Regions from separate parts of the Mus musculus genome. Here region 2 is linked to region 1. Evidence: chromatin loops called from intact Hi-C (ENCODE). Cell type or tissue: gastrocnemius. All regions are shown on one strand. Region 1 overlaps Myh11 (myosin, heavy polypeptide 11, smooth muscle). Region 2 overlaps Marf1 (meiosis regulator and mRNA stability 1).

Region 1 (5,000 bases):
TGTAAGTAAACAATTGTATGTGTGGTGTATGTAAGTAAACAACTGTATGTGTGGTGTATGTAAGTAAACAACTGTGTGGTGTATGTAAGTAAACAACTGTATGTGTGGTATATGTAAGTAAACAACTGTATGTGTGGTATATGTAAGTAAACAACTGTATGCGTGGTGTATGTAAGTAAACAGTTGTATGTGTGGCGTATGTAAATAAACAGGTTTGCACACATATGCACAGAGATTGATGTTTAGTGTCTCCTCCCCCTTTTTTATTCCATTCATTTACATCTCATGATATCCCACTTCCCAGTTACCCTTCCACAAGCCCCCCCATCTCACAGCCCCCATCTCCTCCCTCCCCTCTGCCTTTATGAGGGTGCTGTCTGTCTTCTTTCCACTTTAGTTTTAAGCCTGTATCCACCGTTAGGTTAGGTTTTCCTCCAGGGTGGGGTTACAGAAGTGTGCCGCCATGCCCAGCTTTTATTTGGGTTTTGTGGCTCTGAACTCAAAGCCTCATACTTGCAAAGCAAGCACCTTGCACACTGAATCTGATTTGTAAAAATCTCTATTGAAGTCAGCTTTTCAGCAGTGATGTCAGGGAAATGTTTGTCAGTCATTCCAGCTATAGCAGCAATCGGCAGGGGATTGATTGGCTTTTCAGCTTTTCAGTATTTCCTATCTTTTTTTTTTAAATCTGTTGAGTCGGGCTTTAGGAAAGTTTGCATGGCTAGAACTTTTGCCAAGCATGTCTCCCTGTCTCCCTTAAGCACTGTAGTTGGAGAATTAAAGGGCCCTGGCCTGCTTCTGTAGGGTTTTCATGCTAAGAACACTTTTCTTAAATGGTTGTTGGGGGTAGGGTGAGATAGCCTTGGAGTTATGGTCAGCCCTGCCTCAGCCTTCCAAGCCCAAGGATTATGGACATGGGCCACCATGCCCTAAGTGGTTTTTGCTTTTTGTTTTGTTTTTAATGGTTTTGCGCATTTTGTTTGAAGATGAATGTGTTATAGAGGCAGATGTGGTCTACAAATCTGAAGTATTTAAGTCCATTATTTGTGCGTGAGAGAGTATATGCCCCAACACTCATGTAGTGGTCAGAGTACACCTAACTTTATGTGAATTCCAAGGATCAAACTCAGGTCATCAGGCCTGCACTGTGGGTAGTGAGCAGCAGTCCTAAATACTGCATGTCTGGCCTTAATAGAGGTGTCCTGCTGACCCCCTCTGCTAGGCCAAAATACTGTATTGCAATTTAAACAGATGAAAGAAACTTTGTACTTAAAATATTGGTTGAATGTGCTGCCCTCAAAAGGCTTGGGTCCAGAAGTACCATGGACTTTGTGTTTGGGGGATGCTGCGATCTTTGTGCAGCTTGGACACAGGGCCCAGTTCTAAACACAGAATTCATTTGGGCTTCGTGTACACTTTCTTGTAGTGGGATCACTGAGAGGATTAAACGAGTTGCCAAGACAACAGCTGGACAGAAGAGCCAACTCCTTTCTCGTGACTTACAACCTTTTATTAGTGAAAGTGACCATGGGTGCAAATAAGTGTGATTGCTCTGCTCCGCTCGCTCTGGGAGCAGTGTTTCTTTTTTTAATTCAGATGACTAAAAAAGTCACTTGGGCGAAGTGAACTGTGTGTCTGAGGTGTGGCAGGCAGGAAAGGGAAGGGAATTTTCAAACGGGATTTCCTCCCAAACTGGAAGGTCAGGCAGGTCAGGGAAAGGTTGGGAGTGGGTTGGGGGCTGTGGCACCCATTCATGTAACTTCCTCATTTCATGTAAACAAAGTTGCTGGTGACTGTGGCTCCTGACCTGTACGTCTTATTTGGATTTTTCTCTGATAGCCCATCTAAGAACTTGAATTCACACCCTTTGTGCAGGGCTGTGGTTGACTCCTGGTGAGGGGTGGAGTGATTTCTGTGACTTGAGAACGAATGGACACAAGTGCTAAGCAGTCTGCTGGGCTCTGCTGTCGTTTAGTGTTCTGTTTTCCCTGACATGGTGTCCAATCCTGAATTTATTCACTGGCTTTGGTTCCATTGAAGTCTGAGTCCCGAGCGTCCATTTCTTCTTCAGAACCATCTGTGTTTTCAATAACTCTACGGCCCCCAGCCCTTCTGGAAGGAACAAATGAAGCCTCGTTTCCTCTCCTATGGGTTTGAAACAGAAAATACACTTGTCTTTAGTAAGAAAATCTCCCAGTGATTGGAAGAGGCAAGATCAAGGTGAGATCAAACACACACTCAACATGAACGAGTCACAAACAAATTCAGGGTGAGTCCTATCTATTCATTTGGCATGGGATTATTGGTTTTAAAATATTAAAATAGGATTCTGGTCTTGTGTTGGGTTGGGAAAAGAAAAAGGCCAAAACAGGTGTAGGGTAGCGCACAGGCCTGGTGTCATCAGGTAGAAGGTTGTAAAATTATAGATAAAACAGCAGGCCTAGTGCTGTTTTATCTATAATTTCCCACAGGAATAAAAAAAAGGCATGATTTTAGGTTTTCAAAGTGGAGAGGGAGAGTTTCTCAGAGTACAAGCTTTAGTTGAAGGGTGACACAGCGCCATCTGCTGGTGTGTAGCTTCCTGCTCTGAGATTCCCCCATGGTAGAGAGATGGTGTCTAATTTGAGTGTATTTTCCTCATCATGGTCACATGATGCAGAACACAAAGTAGATGTTCAAATGAATAGTTGAAAAATTGTTAATCTGAGGTACATTTTTGTTCTAGTGGGCAGGACAGCCCTGAATCTTCACTACTCCAGCTTTCAGCCTCTGCATGTCCCACCCATCCTGGCTATCCAAGTGGCTGATTTTACTGGAAAGGCTAGATATATAGCATGCAGCCTTGGGCAAGAGAGGAAAGTGGACAGAAAGGGGGACAGGTCAGTTTACTTGAAGCTAGCTTTTGCTATCACAAAAGGTTATGTGGATTTTCAGTGACCTAACACATGATCTTGTTGGGTCAGCACAGCCCTGTTTGACCTGAATGTGAATACAGGTGCTAACACATTTTAGTACAGTTTAGAAAACCAACATTGGGTAACAAAAGCAACTTGCTGGCCATAAGGAGGCTGGAGGGAGAAGCCATGATGGTGTGCCCACCCACTGACCCATTCTTTTCCCCAAAGGAACACATTAGACAGGTAATACACAGCAGATAGGGGCCTCCCTGTGTAAACACTTTGGGGTTTTCTTGAGATGTAGCAATCAAGAATAAATGCTTAAAGTTGTAGCCACTCCCAGAATAAGACACTGGGGCCAGCTTCAGAGGGCCATTTCAGAAGGGCTTCTTCTCTTGAGAGGGTGAAGGGCCTGGACTGTGGTATAGAGGGATGACAGTCAGTGCCCCTCTCCTCATGGCTACACTTTGGCTTCTGAACCCAATGGGTGGTGTCCTGGGGCTAGAAAGAGTGTCTAAGTCTACATTAAGGCTCTAGACACTTTTTGCCGTTTGGAACAGTTTATATTTGTTGACTCAAAGGGTTTATCCCTACATTTCAGAAACAAGTCATACCCTCTCATCAAGAGACTACAGCGGCATTGTTCCAGCTCAGGGATCACTATAGGAGGAAGCAGTTCTAAATCCAAGACAAAAGGTTGATACCAACTCTCAGTTATAGGGCTCCTGAAACACAGGTTTGCTTTAAAACCTCCAGGGTCTCATTCTGGAGAACTGTGGATCTTTCCAAGCACTAATAACCTAGTTTATTCTAGGTGCTGTGAGAAGTCTCCACAGGAAATCAGACTTTGTTTCCTGCTGACTGGGGGCTCCTCTGATCCCCCTTGTATCCTTGGGGATGCTCTCTGCAAGACCTCCATAATTTAAAGTATTTGACAGCAAGAGCAAAGTTGAAACTCTACAAAGAACAGGTGGCTCTAAGCAAGGATATCCTTGAGCTCAGCATGAGATACTGGGGACTCCATTGAGCCATTGTTGCCTGGATACACTATGGAGGAATAAAGGTGCTTAAAATCCTAGGGAAGCAGACGCCTCCTTTTGACAAAGGCTCCATGTGCTTTGAGTTTATTCTCCTATCTCTGGACATGTACATGCCCATGAGGCCTCCAGAAAAAGTTCCTACAGTTGGTGTCCAATTCCCACCCTCATGCACTGAAGATGCAGTAAGCTGTGAGCCCCAGTTCAAGCCGTGTGAAGCCCTGGCATCTGTGCTGGGGCAGGGAGTGCTCATGTCCTTTGACAGGACATGCTGAACCATGAGTAGATGAGTTTCTGGGCTGCGGTCACTGTGGCCCTGGGCTTATTTTATTCTGGAATCGTGACCCAGTCAGTTAGAAACCATGTCCATTCTTTAGGGGTGTGTGCAAAGAGTAAGATGCCATATGTACTCCACGGGGTGTCAACCTTACAACACGATGAGAGTCTTGACAGTGTAATAGTGGCTCCGCATGCAGGTAAGAGTAATCCCAGCAAAAGCACAGTTGGTAAAGTGCGTGTTTACCATGCACGAAGCCCTGGGTTCCGTCCTCAGCATCACTTAAAAGAGTATAGCAGTACACACCTGTCATGTATAGCAGTACACACCTGTCATTGTAGCACTTGGGAGGCAGAAACAGGAAGATTTGTAGCTCAAGGCCAAACTGAGCTACATCAGACGCTGTCTCAAAACAACAAACCAAACTAAAATAACAACAAAAACTCCAACATGCAGTATTTTTAAATCTCATGGAGATGTGATCAGAGTGTTTTGCTAGAAGCCATGTTTGACAGAATGCCAGAGGGAAGGACAATGACTAAGGGATGAGGTCTGCTTACATTCCCAGCTCTGAACTAAGCCAAGCCTTTAGAGTTGGGGGGTGGGGGAGTGTCTCACAGAAATTTGCAAGGACTTGGAAAGGGGAAGACACAGGAAAGGGGTGCAGGGCACAGAGGGATGGGGACACAAAGGAAGGGGTGCTGGGCACAGAGGGATGGGGACAAAGGAAGGAGTGCTGGGTACAGAGATATAAGGGACAGTGTGACACACGAGCTGTAAAGCTGGAGG
Region 2 (5,000 bases), 48 kb before region 1:
TTTTGAGACAGGGTCTCACGATGCAGCCCTGGCTGAACAGGAGCTATGCAACCCAGGTTAGCCTGGAACTTGTGAGACACTGCTTCTAACTTTTAAATGTTGAGATTACAGGTATATGTCCCAAGTACTGGGTTGGACATAATCGTTTATAAGATACACCTGCAACCATAAAGTGATTTTATGAAATTATATATTAAAAGTGCATTTAATGTATTACTGTCATTCTCCTGGAATGGAAGAATGGAAGTCTTTCCTATCACTGCTAGAATTTCTTTCAGAGTTACACATGCATTCCCCCAAGCAGTATACACATGGCTCAGCTCTGTGGCAATCATCCTTATCCCAAATCAATTCTAGAAAATGTTGAGCCTGGGAATGTGTTCACACTCTCCTAATATACATATCCTACAACACCCAGTGGCCCCATGCACGACAAGATACATACTGAAACAAGCACAGCTTCTGGTAGCTTAGGGAAAAAAAAAATCGCCCGAGATGCACGATTGTTCTGCGTATCTGAAGGCAGACACACAAGAATGTGAGCTCTTGCCATGCTCTTTACCCATAATACCTGGGAGCAAAACGATGCTTCTTCCACTTTTCCATCCATTTTATATGAAAAAGCATCTCTAGCACTGGGGACAATGGCAAGTGCCTATCTCTGAAGTAAAGCCACAAGCTTGGAAGTCCTCAAAACAAATGAGATAAGAGAGAGGCTCAAAAGGCTGCAGTAGGCTGTGATGCTTTCCATTGGACTAGGCAGTCTCTCTGTCTCCAAAATCTACCTAGAAAACAGCAAAGGCAACAGAAACCCACTCACAGGAATCTTCAGTGGTAACCGAGGGGGGAGATCAGAAATGAACTCTTCAAATCTGATCAGCTGGTTAGCATGATGTAACAAGGCTTCAGAGGCCTGGTTTTTATGTACCAAAATGATGTGGAAACCGTGCCGGTGCCTAAGATCACTGAGTTCCAACGCAAAATTGACATCAGCTGAAAGGAAAAATACAAGCATTAGAAACATTCAACAGAGATAGCCCTGGACAGCTAGTGCCATGTATAAGAAGGCAGGCAGACCAGGCTCAGGCTCAGGCTCAGGCACTCTCCCCCTTTTGAACAAGAGCACATTTCTCTCGAAGGGTTAGCATGACAGGGCAATCACATCACACACATAAGACCTGGCTACCTTCTAATATTAACAGAGAGCAGGTACTAACACGTTGGGGAGACACAAATCTGAAATTATTCATCTTGCATTTTTTAAGTTCTAATACCCACCCCCACATACACACAAAATAAAACAAACATTTTCTTGAATAAACTGGCTCTGCAATAACTCATGGAGAACAACTAAAAAATTAGATTCTGTTTTCTTTCTTAAGTTTTTCAGTTAACTGTTCTCTATGTAGCCCAAGCCAGTCTGCATGCTTGACCCTCCTGCCTTAGCCTCCTACATGCTGAGATTATAGGATGGGGTAAGCTACACCAGGCGGTAGACTCAGCTGTGTCTCTAAACAGCTGCAAACAATCAGTACTGCGGGCCCTGTGTTCACGTCTCTATGATTCTTTGGCTTGTCATTTCTGATAATTCCCATGCACTGAGTGTGGTTAAAACTTTGACACTTACTTGACACAAGAACCACAGTAGCTGGAGCAGTGTGCGTGTTTGCGAACCTTCGCAGGCTCTGACGGAGTTTATCATCAGCAGCATTCTTTGCAGTAGCATTTATGTGAGCAACGGTTACCTGTGATTATTTATCAAAAGCGTCATTGAACAAGAGTGAGGATTAGAAAACTGCCACACACTTGGTCCACATTATTTTTTAAACAAAGGTCTCACAGTGTAGCCCAGGCTAGTGTTAAGTTCTTGGTCCTCCTACATACTGAGAGTATAGAAATCCTCCCCAACTCCTGACCCTCGTAGGTAGCACAGAAGGAAAGGCTCTTCAGTGACTCTTGTTGGGAGTGCAAGGTTACAAGTGGATCTCAGTTTCTTTCAGAACTGGTTCTCCATGTAAAAAATGGAAGGATTACTGTCCTAATTTTCATTTCTAATTGCTTGAACTTTTTATCTCTCTTAAGAAAAGAATAGGAGAGCTGCGCGTGGTGGCGCATGCCTTTAATCCCAGCACTTGGGAGGCAGAGGCAGGTGGATTTCTGAGTTCGAGGCCAGCCTGGTCTACAGAGTGAGTTCCAGGAGAGCCAGGGCTACACAGAGAAACCCTGTCTCAAAGGAAAGGGAAGGAAAGGAAAAGGAGGGGAGGGGAGGGGAGGGGAGGGGAGGGGAGGGGAGGGGAGGGGAGGGGAGGGGAGGGAAAGGAAGTCAACTTCCAAGTCACTAAGCTTTCCACGATGTATTTCGTTCACAATCTGCAAGGTTAAGGTACACTGTGGAGTTCTATTTTATCACCTGTCTATGTCATCCACTGTCTGGAGACTACAGAATCTGGGGCTGCATGACAGATGGAAGAGAGAATAGCACCCCTAAGAAAGCCAAAACTACCAACTCTTGTTAAGATTATTACACTTAAACAAAGCTGTCTCCAAAGTACTTCAACCACATTATAATTTTCATTTAGATTTGACAGTTTGTGTAAGTGTATATCATAGAATATATATGTGTATGTGTGTTGCATATATAGTTCTATGCAGAAATATGAAATTTTAGTGGCATTATTTATTCAAGAGCCAAAACATCTGGAGTCTATTATAGCTTTACAGCAGACTTTGAGGTCAGCCTGCCTTGATTTTTTTCTAAAGGTTTGTTTATTTATTATGTATATGTGTTCTACCTGCATGTATTCCTGCAGGCCAGAAGAGGGCATCAGATCACATTATAGATATGAGCCACCATGTGGTTGCTGGGCATTGAACTCAGGACCTCTGGAAGATCAGCTAGTGCTCTTAACCATTGAGCCATCTCTCCAGCCCTAGTCTCCCTTGATTTAAATTTTAGTTCTTAATGCTGTGCATGATGGTGCATGCCTTTAATCTCAGCACCCAGGAGACAGAGATAGGCAGATCTCTGTGAATTCAAGGCTGGTGTCATCTATATACCAACTTCTAGGCCAGACAGGGCTATCTGCTAAGAGTCTGTCTCTAAATAAATACTCTAATTCTTTCATTTATTAGCAATATACTCACAAAGAAGTGATCTTAGATCTTCAATTACATCTACAAATAATCCATCCATTTTGAATGCCTACCTAACAGAGCAGGGTGAAGCCGAAGCAGACAGCACACATGACCACTGTAATGCATGGTGTCAAGATACAAGCAGCACTACTCAAAACTGTGTGTGGTTTTCTCCCATTTGAAGATAGCATAAAAAATAATATCACAGGCTGGAGAGATGGCTCAGTGGTTAACAGCACTGACTGTTCTTCCAGAGGTCCTGAGTTCAATTCCCAAAAAACTACATGGTGGCTCACAACCATCTGTAATGGGATCCAATGCACTCTTTTGATGTGTGTCTGAAGACAGCAGCCATGTACTCATATAAATAAAAAAAATAAATAAATCTTTAAAAAAAGAAGAAGAAAGATTCTAGCTTCTAAAAAAAATAACAATATCACTAAACCAATCTGGAATTGGGATTTTAAACACAGCACCTCGAATAATCACATGTACTTATTCTGCTAATAACCACAGCAGATTAACAATTTTACAGATTTCATTATTTTAAATTTTCTATGTGTGTGGGTATTTTGCCTGCCTGTATGTCTGTGTACCACATGTGCACCTGGGAGTAGGATGCCTGAAACTGAAGTTACATACAGATGGCTGTTAGCCACCATGTGGGTTCTGGGAACTGAATTCCAGTCCTCTGGAAGTCAGTGCTGAGCTACTTCTCTGGCCCTCAGCAGATTACAAAGCTTAAAAAACAAACAAACAAACAAACAACAACAAAAAACCTTACCTGACAATTATTCAGCTCTTGAATAACTTCCTTGTTTTCTTTACTGATGTCACACACACAGATAAACTCTGCTTCTCTGTGTCCTCTAAAAAACTTCTCACGGATTCTCTGTACAACAGTTGTTGCTGACCGGCCAGAGGGGACTGAGCAGTTTTCAATATCCCAGAAAACGCCAATGGGGGGGAGGGTCTCCAGCACCTGTCCAGTGACTGCAACTTCTGGTGACCCTTAAGAAATGTTAACACTTCAAGTTACACAAAGTGTAAAACAAACAGCAAGCTAAATTATAATAGGTAACTACCCATCATTCTAAATAGCAGAAACATTAAGTTATTGCTTGCCATTAAATTTAAGGATACCAACTTCACTGGCTAGCCTGAGAAGCAACCATGACATTCCAGTGACATACTGAGACCACTCCTGTTTTTAGTAGCATCAAACCTACAAATCAATGGTTCTATGACCTCATCTCCTGCTGAGCCATGGTGCTTCTCCAGTGATGACCATAAGCTAAGTGGATGCTAAGGGCCCTGGACCTGCTTCTACCTCAGTACAGGGCTAGCTTCCTATTGGATATGGAAGAGAATTGGAAAGACCATCAAAGTGAAACTATAGCACTGTTTCTCACTTGAAACTGCTCTGGTACATTATGAACATCTGGTTTAACCTTTCAGAGATGTTTTCTTCAATAAAATATCACAGTAACTGCTTTTTAGGGAAATGATTTTGATTGAGAACACTCAGGTTTCAAATACTATTAATAATGGCACTATGAGGGGCCTAGCAAACACATAAGTGGATGCCCACAGTCAGCTATTGGATGGATCACAGGGCTCCCAACTGAGGAGCTAGAGAAAGTAACCAAGGAGCTAAAGAGATCTGCAACCCTGTAGGTGCAACAACATTATGAACTAACCAGTACCCCGGAGCTCTTGACTCTAGCTACATATGTATCAAAAGATGGCCTAGTCGGCCATCACTGGAAAGAGAGGCCCATCGGACACACAAACTTTATATGCCCCAGTACAGGGGAACGCCAGGGCCAAAAAATGAGAATGGGTGGGTAGGGAAGTGGGGGGGA

What was found. A loop is a pair of places that touch in the nucleus more often than their neighbours do. Peaks named below come from ENCODE experiments on the same cell type or tissue, not always from the same donor. Only the 100,000 strongest peaks of a DNase experiment are listed, where the experiment ranks them.
Region 2: it touches region 1 in a loop (2.2-fold over the local background); 5 of 42 quality-filtered maps call a loop at or near these places.

What each region holds. Positions count from the first base shown.
Region 1 is chr16:14,193,040-14,198,039 of GRCm38, forward strand. Myh11 (myosin, heavy polypeptide 11, smooth muscle) reads right to left here. Exons shown (of 41, transcript NM_001161775.1): 41 at 1,488-2,145. The coding sequence ends at 2,013. Among named protein-coding and RNA genes, the nearest start is that of Nde1, 32 kb to the left of the region's middle. In gastrocnemius, a CTCF peak has its summit at 2,561 (motif pointing left); a DNase peak (open chromatin) is centred at 2,568; H3K27ac peaks cover 2,013 bases.
Region 2 is chr16:14,145,097-14,150,096 of GRCm38, forward strand. It overlaps Marf1 (meiosis regulator and mRNA stability 1), which reads right to left. Exons shown (of 27, transcript NM_001081154.2): 5 at 3,920-4,146; 6 at 1,628-1,745; 7 at 821-993. Among named protein-coding and RNA genes, the nearest start is that of Marf1, 12 kb to the right of the region's middle. In gastrocnemius, a CTCF peak has its summit at 2,805 (motif pointing right); no DNase peak of the experiment used is centred here.